2 separate regions of the Homo sapiens genome follow, and region 2 is linked to region 1. Evidence: read pairs that join two places in POLR2A ChIA-PET (ENCODE). Cell type or tissue: Panc1. All regions are shown on one strand.

What was found. ChIA-PET counts read pairs that join two places held together with the same protein. Peaks named below come from ENCODE experiments on the same cell type or tissue, not always from the same donor. Only the 100,000 strongest peaks of a DNase experiment are listed, where the experiment ranks them.
Region 2: POLR2A ChIA-PET joins it to region 1 with 5 read pairs; 11 of 35 experiments call an interaction of 5 or more read pairs at or near these places.

What each region holds. Positions count from the first base shown.
Region 1 is chr19:12,851,109-12,856,108 of GRCh38, forward strand. MAST1 (microtubule associated serine/threonine kinase 1) reads left to right here. Exons shown (of 26, transcript NM_014975.3): 8 at 826-927; 9 at 1,007-1,139; 10 at 1,220-1,287. MIR6794 (microRNA 6794) reads left to right here and starts at 1,152; the gene lies at 1,152-1,219. RefSeq lists an enhancer at 1,081-1,581. In Panc1, no CTCF peak of the experiment used is centred here; no DNase peak of the experiment used is centred here.
Region 2 is chr19:12,914,251-12,919,250 of GRCh38, forward strand. SYCE2 (synaptonemal complex central element protein 2) reads right to left here. Exons shown (of 6, transcript NM_001105578.2): 1 at 4,993-5,000; 2 at 3,972-4,087. Among named protein-coding and RNA genes, the nearest start is that of SYCE2, 2.5 kb to the right of the region's middle. RefSeq lists an enhancer at 4,723-4,862. In Panc1, no CTCF peak of the experiment used is centred here; no DNase peak of the experiment used is centred here; H3K4me3 peaks cover 285 bases.

The DNA of each region.
Region 1 (5,000 bases):
AGCTAATTTTTGTACTTCCAGTAGAGATGGGGTTTTGCCATGTTGGGCAGGCTGGTCTCAAACCCCTGACCTCAAGTAATTCACCCTCCTCTGCCTCCCAAAATGCTGGGATTACAGGCGTGAGCCACTGTGCCCGGCCTCTTTTTCTTTTCTTTTTTTCTTTTTTTTTTTTTGAGACAGGGTCTCTCTCTCTGTCACCCAGGCAGGAGTGCAGTGGTATAATCAGCTCACTGCAGCCTTAGCCCCCTGGGCTCAAGTAATTCTCCCACTTCAGCCTCCCAGGTAGCTAGGACTACAGGCACACACTACCACACCTGGCTAATTTTATTATTTGTAGAGACAGGGTCTCGCTATGGTTTTGTTGTTTGTTTGTTTGTTTGTCATTGCTTTTGTTTTGAGACAGAGTCTCGCTGTGTCACCCAGGCTGGAGTGCAGTGGTGTGATCTTGGCTCACTGCAACTTCTGCCTCCCAGGTTCAAGGGATTCTCCTGCTTCAGCCTCCCAAGTAGCTGGGATTACAGGCACCTGCCACCACGCCTGGCTCATTTTGCGTTTTTAGTGGAGATGGGGTTTCACCATGTTGGCCAGGCTGGTTTCAAACTTTTGACCTCAAGTGATCCACCCACCTCAGCCTCCCAAAGTGCTGGGATTACAGGCATGAGCCACCGTGCCCAGCCTCATTATTTTTACTGTGTGGCTTGGGCTTCAGTCTCCTCACCTGTAAGATGGGACAGTAGCAGCAGTATGTACTCTGAGGGGCTGAGAGAGGGGCCGGGCTGAGGCAGAGTGCCTATGAGCCCTGTCCCTCTGTGTCCCCTGCCACAGGCCTATGAACGCTCTGAGAGCTTGGAGGTGGCCTTCGTTACTCAGCTGGTGAAGAAGTTGCTTATTATCATCTCACGCCCTGCGAGGCTGCTGGAGTGCCTGGTGAGGGGGCTGGGCATGGGTAGGGGTGGGTTGGTAGACCCTGGGAGCCTGTGGTGAGCCCACTCCTGCCCTGCCTCAGGAATTCAACCCCGAGGAGTTCTACCACCTGCTGGAGGCGGCCGAAGGACACGCCAAGGAGGGCCACCTTGTGAAGACGGACATCCCCCGCTACATCATCCGCCAGCTGGGCCTCACCCGTGACCCCTTTCCAGGTGCCGGCTGGTGGGCGCAGGGGGACTGGGGGTGAGCAGGCCCAGAACCCAGCTCGTGCTCACTCTCAGTCCCTCCCTAGATGTGGTGCATCTGGAGGAACAGGACAGTGGTGGTTCCAACACCCCTGAGCAAGACGATCTCTCTGAGGTAAGGCTGGGTGGCTAAGCGGTCAGTACCCTGGTTCCTGGGAGGGCAGGGTGGGGCTCATCTCCGGCTTCTTTGCCCTCAGGCTTTGTGGATCTCTTGGTCCTACACTCTGAGCCTCAGTTTTCCCATCCATAAAATGGGATTAATAATAGCTCTTCCAGAGCCTGGCATGCTGGCTCATGCCTGTAATCCCAGCACTTTGGGAGGCCAAGGTGGGCAGATCACCTGAGGTCGGGAGTTCGAGACCAGCCTAACCAACATGGAGAAACCCCGTTTCTACTTAAAAAAAAAAAAAATGCAAAAATTAGCCAAGCCTGGTGGCACATGCCTCTAATCCCAGCTACTTGTGAGGCTGAGGCAGAAGAATCACTTGAATCCAGGAGGCAGAGATTGCTGTGAACTGAGATTACACCACTGCACTCCAGCCTGGGCAACAAGAGCGAAACTGTCTCAAAAAATAAAATAAAATAAAATAAAATAATTGCTCTTCCCCTGTGACCTCTTTGTCATGTTAAAATCCATGAAACATAAAATTTAATTTACTTTTTTAACCATTTTATTTTATTTTTATTTATTTATTTATTTATTTTTTGAGATGGAGTTTTGCTCTTGTTGCCCAGGCTGGAGTGCAATGGCACTATCTCAGCTCACCACAACCTCCATCTCCTGGGTTCAAGCAATTCTCCTGCCTCAGCCTCCCGAGTAGCTGGGATTACAGGCATGTAACACCACACCCGGCTAATTTTGTATTTTTAGTAGAGACTAAAATTTCTCCATGTTGGTCAGGCTGGTTGCAAACTCCCAATCTCAGTTGATCTGCCCATCTCGGCCTCCCAAAGTGCTGGGATTACAGGCATGAGCCACCGCGCCCGGCCTTTTTAACCATTTTAAAATGAACAATTCGGGGCCGGGTGCAGTGGCTTAGGCCTGTAATCCCAGCACTTTGGGAGGCCAAGGCAGGAGGATTGTTTGTGCTAAGGCATTTGAGACCAGCCTGGGCAGCATAAAAAATCAGCTGGGCGTGGTGGTGCACCCCTGTAGTCCCAGCTACTCGGGAGGCTGAGGTGGGAGGATCCTATGAGCCCAGGAAGTCAAGGCTTCAGTAAGCCATGATCACACCACTGCACTCCAGCCTGGGCAACAGGGTGAGACCCTGTCTTGAAAAATGAAATTAAAAATAATAAAGAATAGGCCAGGTGCAATGGCTTATGCATGTAATCCTAGTACTTTGGGAGGCCAAGATGGGTGGATCACTTGAGGTCAGGAATTCGAAACCAGCCTGGCCAACATGGTGAAACCCCATTTCCACTAAAAATACAAAAAAATTAGTTGGGCGTGGTGGCACATGCCTGTAATCCCAGCTACTTGGAAGGCTGAGGCAGGAGAATTGCTTGAACCCGGGAGGTGGAGGTTGGTGTGAGCCAAGATCCCACCACTGCACTCCAGCCTGGGCAACAGAGCGAGACTCTGTCTCAAAATAATAATAATAATAATAATAATAATAATAATAATAATGATTAATAGTAATAAATAAACAATTCTGCAGCATTTAGTAATTCACCATGCTGTACAGCCATTAGATCTATGTAGTTGCAGAACTTTTTTATCACCCCCAAAGGGAAACCTCACACCCATTACACACTCCCTCCTCATTCCTCCCTCCCTGCAGTCCCTGGCAACCACTAATCTATTTTCTCTCTCTGTGGAATTGCTTTTTCTGGATATTTCTTTTTTTTTTTTTTTTTGAGACAGAATTTCACTCTTGTTGCCCAGGCTGGAGTGCAATGGCGTGATCTCGGCTCACTGCAACCTCCGCCTCCCAGGTTCAAGCAATTCTCCTCCCTCAGCCTCCTGAGTAGCTGGGATTATAGGCATGCGCCACCACACCTGGCTAATTTTGTATTTTTAGTAAAGACAGGGTTTCACCATGTTGGTCAGGCTGGTCTCGAACTCCTGACCTCAGGTGATCTGCCTGCCTTGGCCTCCCAAAGTGCTGCGATTACAGGCGTGAGCCACATGCCTGGCCTTTTTCTGGATATTTCCTATAAATGGGATCGTATGCTCTGTGGCCTCTTATGACTGGCTTATTTCACTTAACATAACGTTTCTGAGGTTTATCCATGTTGTAGCTTGTGTCACTGCTTCATTCATTTTTATAGCCGAGTAATATTCCATTGAATGGTAGATGCATTCATCCACTGGTGAACATTGGGTTGTCCATCTTTCATCTGTTGTAAATAGTGCTCTTATGAATGTGGGTGTACAAATATTTGGCTGGACAACTGCTTTGAGTTATTTAGGATATACGTCTAGAGGTGGAATTTCTTGGTCATATGGTAGCTCTATGTTTAACTTATAGAGGAATCCTGCATGGGCTTTCGAGCAAGCTAACTGGCTGTATGTGTTAATGGCAGCTCAGCATGGGGAAAATTGCCAATTCTATTCCCAGGCCAGCCACACTTTGGCAGATGTTCCAGATGTCTAGTGGAGAGTCCTACCCCAATGGCCACACATGTGTTTTCTCTGAACTGCCTAGTATTTTTCAAAAATTTGGGCTGGGCCTGATGGCTCACGGCTGTAATCCCAGCACTTTGAGAGACTGCGGCGGGTGGATCACTTGAGGTCAGGAAGTCGAGACCAGCCTGGCCAACATGGTGAAACCCTGTCTCTACTAAAAAAATACATAAAATTAGCCAGGTGTGGTGGTGCCCACCCGTAATCCCAGCTACTTGGGAGGCTGAGGCAGGAGAACTGCTGGAACCAGGGAGACAAAGATTGCAGTGAGCCGATATCAAACCACTGCACTCCAGCCTGGGTGAGAGAGTGAGACTCCATCTTGAAAAAAATAAAAATAGATAAATAAAAGAAGCAAAATATAAAAATTGAAAGATTTTTGCTTCAAAATCTGGGTTTGGGCCTTCTCTTGAAAAATCAGAAGTTCTAGGGCTGGGTGTAGTGGCTCATGCCTGTAGTCCCAGCACTTTGGGAAGCCAAGGTGGCAGGATTGCTTGAGCCCAGGAGTTTGAAACCAGTCTGGACAACATAGCAAGACCCTGTCTCTACTTAAAAAAAAATAGAAGAAGAAGAAGTTCTAATAATACTGTGGTGGAACCAGCTGAGTGGGGGTGGTCCTGTGATATTGGGTACCTGCCCCTTCGTCATCCATGGCCTCCACCCTGGTCTACTGGCCCCTGAAGACGCTTAAGTTTGTAATCTTTATTTCAAATTGTGTCTATACAGTCACACAGATATATACACATACCTTTCCTTTATGTATATATTTAAAAGGAATCTCACAATATATGCCATTTGTTTAATTTTTTGAATAGGTAATGGAATGACATCACTCAAAATCTAAAACTCTAAAAAAAGGTATTTATCTCTCATTGTTTGTAGGATTCTGTTATTCCTTTTAATCAAACTTGTTAATTGAGTGATTCAAATCTTCCATCTCCCTATTCATTTATCTTGCCTGATTAATCTAATAGTTTCTGAGAGAAATGTGAAACCTTATTTTAAGCAAATTCTCCTTGTAATTCTGTCAATTTTTTTTTTTTTTTTGCCATTTTGGTTTTTATTTGATTATAGGTAAGAGTTCCATACAATAGTGTGCGAAGTATTGCAAACAATAAAGGAAAAATACAGCATAAGATACCTCTTACACTCTGCCCAATTCTGTCAATTTTTATGTCAGATATTTTTAGGCTACATTC
Region 2 (5,000 bases), 63 kb after region 1:
TTTAGCAACTGGCTGTGTGATGGGGGGGAAGCCCTGATTCGTAGTGTTTGCCAATTTCCGTGGTGCAGAGCCTCCCACCATTAGCCAATTTCAGGCTACCAACATGAAGACGCTAAATGCCAAGTTGGGAAGAGATGTGTAGAATTGGCTCTTTCAAGCCGGTAGGAGCTGGCCCCAGTACATCATGGCCGGGAAACATCCTCCCTCATCCCCTTCCTGTGTCTTATGGCACAAGGCACTTCCTCCATCTGCCCTGCTAAAGGCCACCCCCCCCACACCCCCCATAAAAGCCTCCCACTAGACCTCCCTACACCCACACATTCTCCCTCCCAACCATTCTCTACAAAGCAGCCATATTTTTTTATTAATATTTTTTGAGACAGGGTTTTGTTCTTGTTGCCTAGGCTGGAGTGCAATGGTGCAATCTTGGCTCAGTGCAACCTCTGCCTCCCAGGTTCAAGCGATTCTCCTGCCTAACCCTCCCAAGTAGCTGGGATTACAGGCATGCACCACCACCCCTGGCTAATTTTGTATTTTTAGTAGAGACGGGGTTTTGCCATGTTGGCCAGGCTGGTCTTGAACTCCTGACCTCAGGTGATCCATCTACCTCGAACTCCCAAAGTGCTGGGATTACAGGCATGAGCCATCGTGCCCGGCCTGCAGCCGTATCTTTTTATAACGGGAACCTGAGCATGTCACTTCTGTGACCCAGCAGTTCCCCTCCTAGGTATGAGTATGCCCAGAAGAAATGAAATCATCTGTCCACACACAAACTTTTCTAAATGGATTTCATAGCAGTGCTGCTCATAATAGCCAAAAAGTGAAAACCACCCGAATGACTATCAACAGATGAGTGGATAAACAAAATGTGGTAGACTCATGTGGAATATTATTCAGCCATTGAAAAGATGAAGTCCAGATGCAGTGGCTCACGCCTGTAATCCCAGCATTTTGGGAGGCCACTGTATCTGGCCTGGAGTGATGAAGCTGTTTTAAAGTTGACTATGAGAATGGTTGTCCAGCTCTGAATATACCAAAAGCAATCAAATCATACCCTTCAAGGAGGTGAGCCGGGCGCGGTGGCTCACGCCTATAATCTCAGCACTTTGGGAGGCCGAGGCGGGCGGATCATGAGGTCAGGAGATTGAGACCATCCTGGCTAACACGGTGAAACCCCGTCTCTACCAAAAATATATAAAAAAAAAGCCAGGCCTGGTGGCACATGCTTGTAGTCCCAGCTACTCGGGAGGCTAAGGCAGGAGAATTGCTTGAATCTGGGAGGGGGAGGTTGCAGTGAGCCAAGATCATGCCCCCTCACTCCAGCCTGGGCAACAGAGCGAGACTCCATCTCAAAAAAAAAAAAAAAAAAGGTGAACCGTATGCTATGGGAATTATATCTCAAAGCTGTTACTGAAAAAACCTCTAGGATAAAGTCTGTAGCCCACAAAATGCCTCATAACCTGGCCCCTTCTGCAGCCCTCCCCTTGCACTCACCCCTGTACCCCACTCGCTCGCCTAGCCACACTGGCCTTCCTTTAGCTCCCCCGAATGCCACGAGCAGGGACTTCGCACGAGCTCTTCTCTCAACCCCTCCTTCCCCACCCTGCCCACACTTTCTGCTTCAACATCTCTTCTACAAGGACACCTTCCCTGGCTCCCCATTCCAGGCTGGCTGCCCACAGGGGAAAGGTCTCCCAGCACCATGATCTCTTCCCTGTTGGTGTTTGGTCAGATGCAAACAGCAGGAGGGTATGAGCATGTCTGTCTGGAGGACAGGAGTGTCCCTGCTGCCAATCACAATACTGCCATATCAGCCTTTTTTTTTTTTTTTTTCCTCGAGACAGGGTCTCACTCTGTCACCCAGGATGGAGTGCAATGGTGCTATCTTGGCTCACTGCAACCTCTGCCTCCCAGGTTCAAGCAATTCTCCTGCCTCAGGCTCCGGAGTAGCTGGGATTAAAGGCATGCGCCACCACGCCTGGCTAATTTTTTGTATTTTTAGTAGAAACAGGGTTTCACTATGTTGGCCAGGCTGGTCTCGAACTCCTGACCTCGTGATCCGCCTGCCTCGGCCTCCCAAAGTCCTAGGATTACAGGTTGAGCCACTGCGCCCGGCCAACATGAGCCTCCTTCTTGCTCTTTTGAGAACACATCAAGCTTATTCCTACCTGAGGGACTTCATACTTGCGGCCCCCTCTGCGTGGAAGGTTTGGGCCCAGAATGCCTCCTGGCTGGCCTCTTCTCATGTGACCTCTTCAGAGTTCTCCAACTGCTCTAAGGTCCCTGTCACTCTACTTGCTCCTTACTATATTTTGTTTCTTCATTCCACTTACTTGCCACCAGTTGAAATCACATTATTCACTTATTTATTTTTGAGACAGGGTCTTGCTCTTCCAGTGCAGTGAAGCAATCACGTCTCACTGCAGCCTCGACCTCCCAGGCTCAAGTGGTCCTCCCACCTCAGCCTTCCAAGTAGCTAGGGCCACAGGTGTGTGCAACCGCACCACACCACGCTCATTTCTTTCTTTCTTTCTTTCTTTTTTTTCAGAGAGATATGTCTCCCTCTGTTGCCCAGGCTGGTCTCAAACTCCTGGGCTCAAGGGATCCTCCTGCCTTGGCCTCCTGAATAGCCAGGACTACATGCATGCACCACCACGCCTGGCTGATTTTTGTGTTTTTAGTAGAGACGGAGTTTCACCATGTGGGCCAGGCTGGTCTCGAAATCCTGACCTCAAGTTATCTGCCAGCGCCAGCCTCCCAAAGTGCTGGGATTACAGGCGTGAGCCACTGCGCCCAGCCTCTACTATATATATACTTTTTTTTTTTTTTTTTGAGACAGAGTCTTGCTCTGTCACCAAGGCTGGAATGCAATGGCACAATCTTGGCTTACTGCAATCTCTGCCTCCCAGGTTAAAGCAATTCTCCTGCCTCAGCCTTCTGAGTAGCTGGGATTACAAGTGTCTGTCACCATGCCTGGCTAATTTTTGTAGACACAGGGTTTCACCATATTGGCCAGGCTAGTCTCAAACTCCTGACCTCATGATCTGCCTGCCTTGGCCTCCCAAAGTGCTGGGATTACAGGCGTAAGCCACCGTGCCCGGCCTACTAAATTTTTCTTTTTTCTTTTTTTTGAGACGGAGTCTCACTCTGTCACCAGGCTGGCATGCAGTGGCATGATCTCGGCTCACTACAACCTCTGCCTCTGGGGTTCAAGCGATTCTCCTGCCTTAGCCTCCCGAGTAGCTGGGACTACAGGCGTGCACCACAACACCCAGCTAACTTCTGTATTTTTAGTAGAGACGGGGTTTCATCATGTTAGCCAGGATGGTCTCCATCTCTTGACCTTTTGATCCACCCCCCTCGGCCTCCCAAAGTGCTAGGATTACAGGCATAAGCCACCATTCCTGGCTTTTTTTTTTTTTTTTTGAGACAGCGTTTCGGTCTTTTTGCCCAGGCTGGAGTGCAATGGCGCCATCTCAGCTCACTGCAACCTCCACCTCCTGGGTTCAAGCGATTCTCCTGCCTCAGCCTCCTGAGTAGCTGGGATTACAGGCATGTGCCACTATGCCCAGCTAATTTTGTATTTTTAGTAGAGACGGGGTTTCTCCATGTTTGTCAGGCTGGTCTCAAACTCCCGACCTTAGGTGATCCACCCGCCTTGGCCTCCCAAAGTGTTGGGATTACAGGTGTGAACCACTGCACCTGGCCAATATTTTTTAATAAATTGGCCCGACATTCTGGCCCGCCTCTAGTCCCAGCCATTTCGGAGGCTGAGGTGGGAGGATCACTTGAGTCTGGGAGGTGGAGGTTGCAGTGAGCCGTGATCATGCCACTGCGTGGTGACAAAGCAAGACGCTGTGTTAGGAGGGAAAAAAAAAGCAGCAGACACTGGCATAGCCTTGTGGAAGAAAAGGGTGAATGAGAGGGACCCAGGGGCCTGTGTAGACCCATAGGGCTGGGATCTTCCTCACCTAGCTGGCCCTCCACCAGCTTCCTCCTCGCAGTTCTCTTCCCACCGCGGATGCTCCTTGCTCTCCCCCAAGGGCTGCGGTTCCTGGTCTTTGCATTTCACATGGGGCACGTCCACCTGCAAGCACAGTCAGGACGGAGGCCAAGGAGGGAGGATGAGGAGTGAACAGATCGCCCTCCTGCCGACCCTTCAACCCTGGTCACCTCGATGTGCTGCTGCGGGACGGTGGGGACCCGCAGGAAAGACGGGCAGGGCTGGGGCAGGTGCCATGAGGGCAGGGGCATGGGGTGAAAGGACACTCTGTCCCTAGGGGACACCAGGACACCAGACCTAGAGGGGCCGGGTGAGGGCAGGGCTGTGGGAATGTAACTGGAGGACCTGGGCTCCTAACTGGTATGTGTGTTGGCTGGAGTCCTTCGAGAAAGGAGAAGAGGTAGGAGAAAAGAGATGAGGCCGGGCGCGGTGGCTCACGCCTGTAATCCCAGCACTTTGGGAGGCGGAGGCGGGCGGATCACGAGGTCAGGAGTGCGAGAACAGCCTGAGCAATATGGTGAAACCCCGTCTCTACTAAAAATACAAAAATTAGCTGACGTGGTGGTGCGTGCCTGTAATCCCAGCTACTCGGGAGGCTGAGGAAGGAGAATCACTTGAACCCGGGAGGCAGAGGTTGCAGTGAGCCGAGATCACGCCACTGCACTCCAGACTGGGCGACAGAGTGATACTTCGTCTCAAAAAAAAAAAAAAAAAGAAATGAAAGAAACGGGTGCGGTGCGTGGGTGTTTGTGCCTTTCTCTACTCCGTTCCGGCCACGCGCCATGTGTGGAAATCAGACCCGTCAGTGCGTCAGTCAGGGCCGGGTTCAGTCAGTCAGGAAATTTGAGGCCAGGCCTGATGAGAGGGAGCCCCAATGGCAAAGGACAAGCGGCCGGGCTCGGGTCCGCTGGAGATGGCTGGGATCGCAGCCGTTCCCTGCCTATCTGTCCGCCCGCCCCACGCGCGAGAAGGAAACAAGCGCCGCGTACTCCCTGTC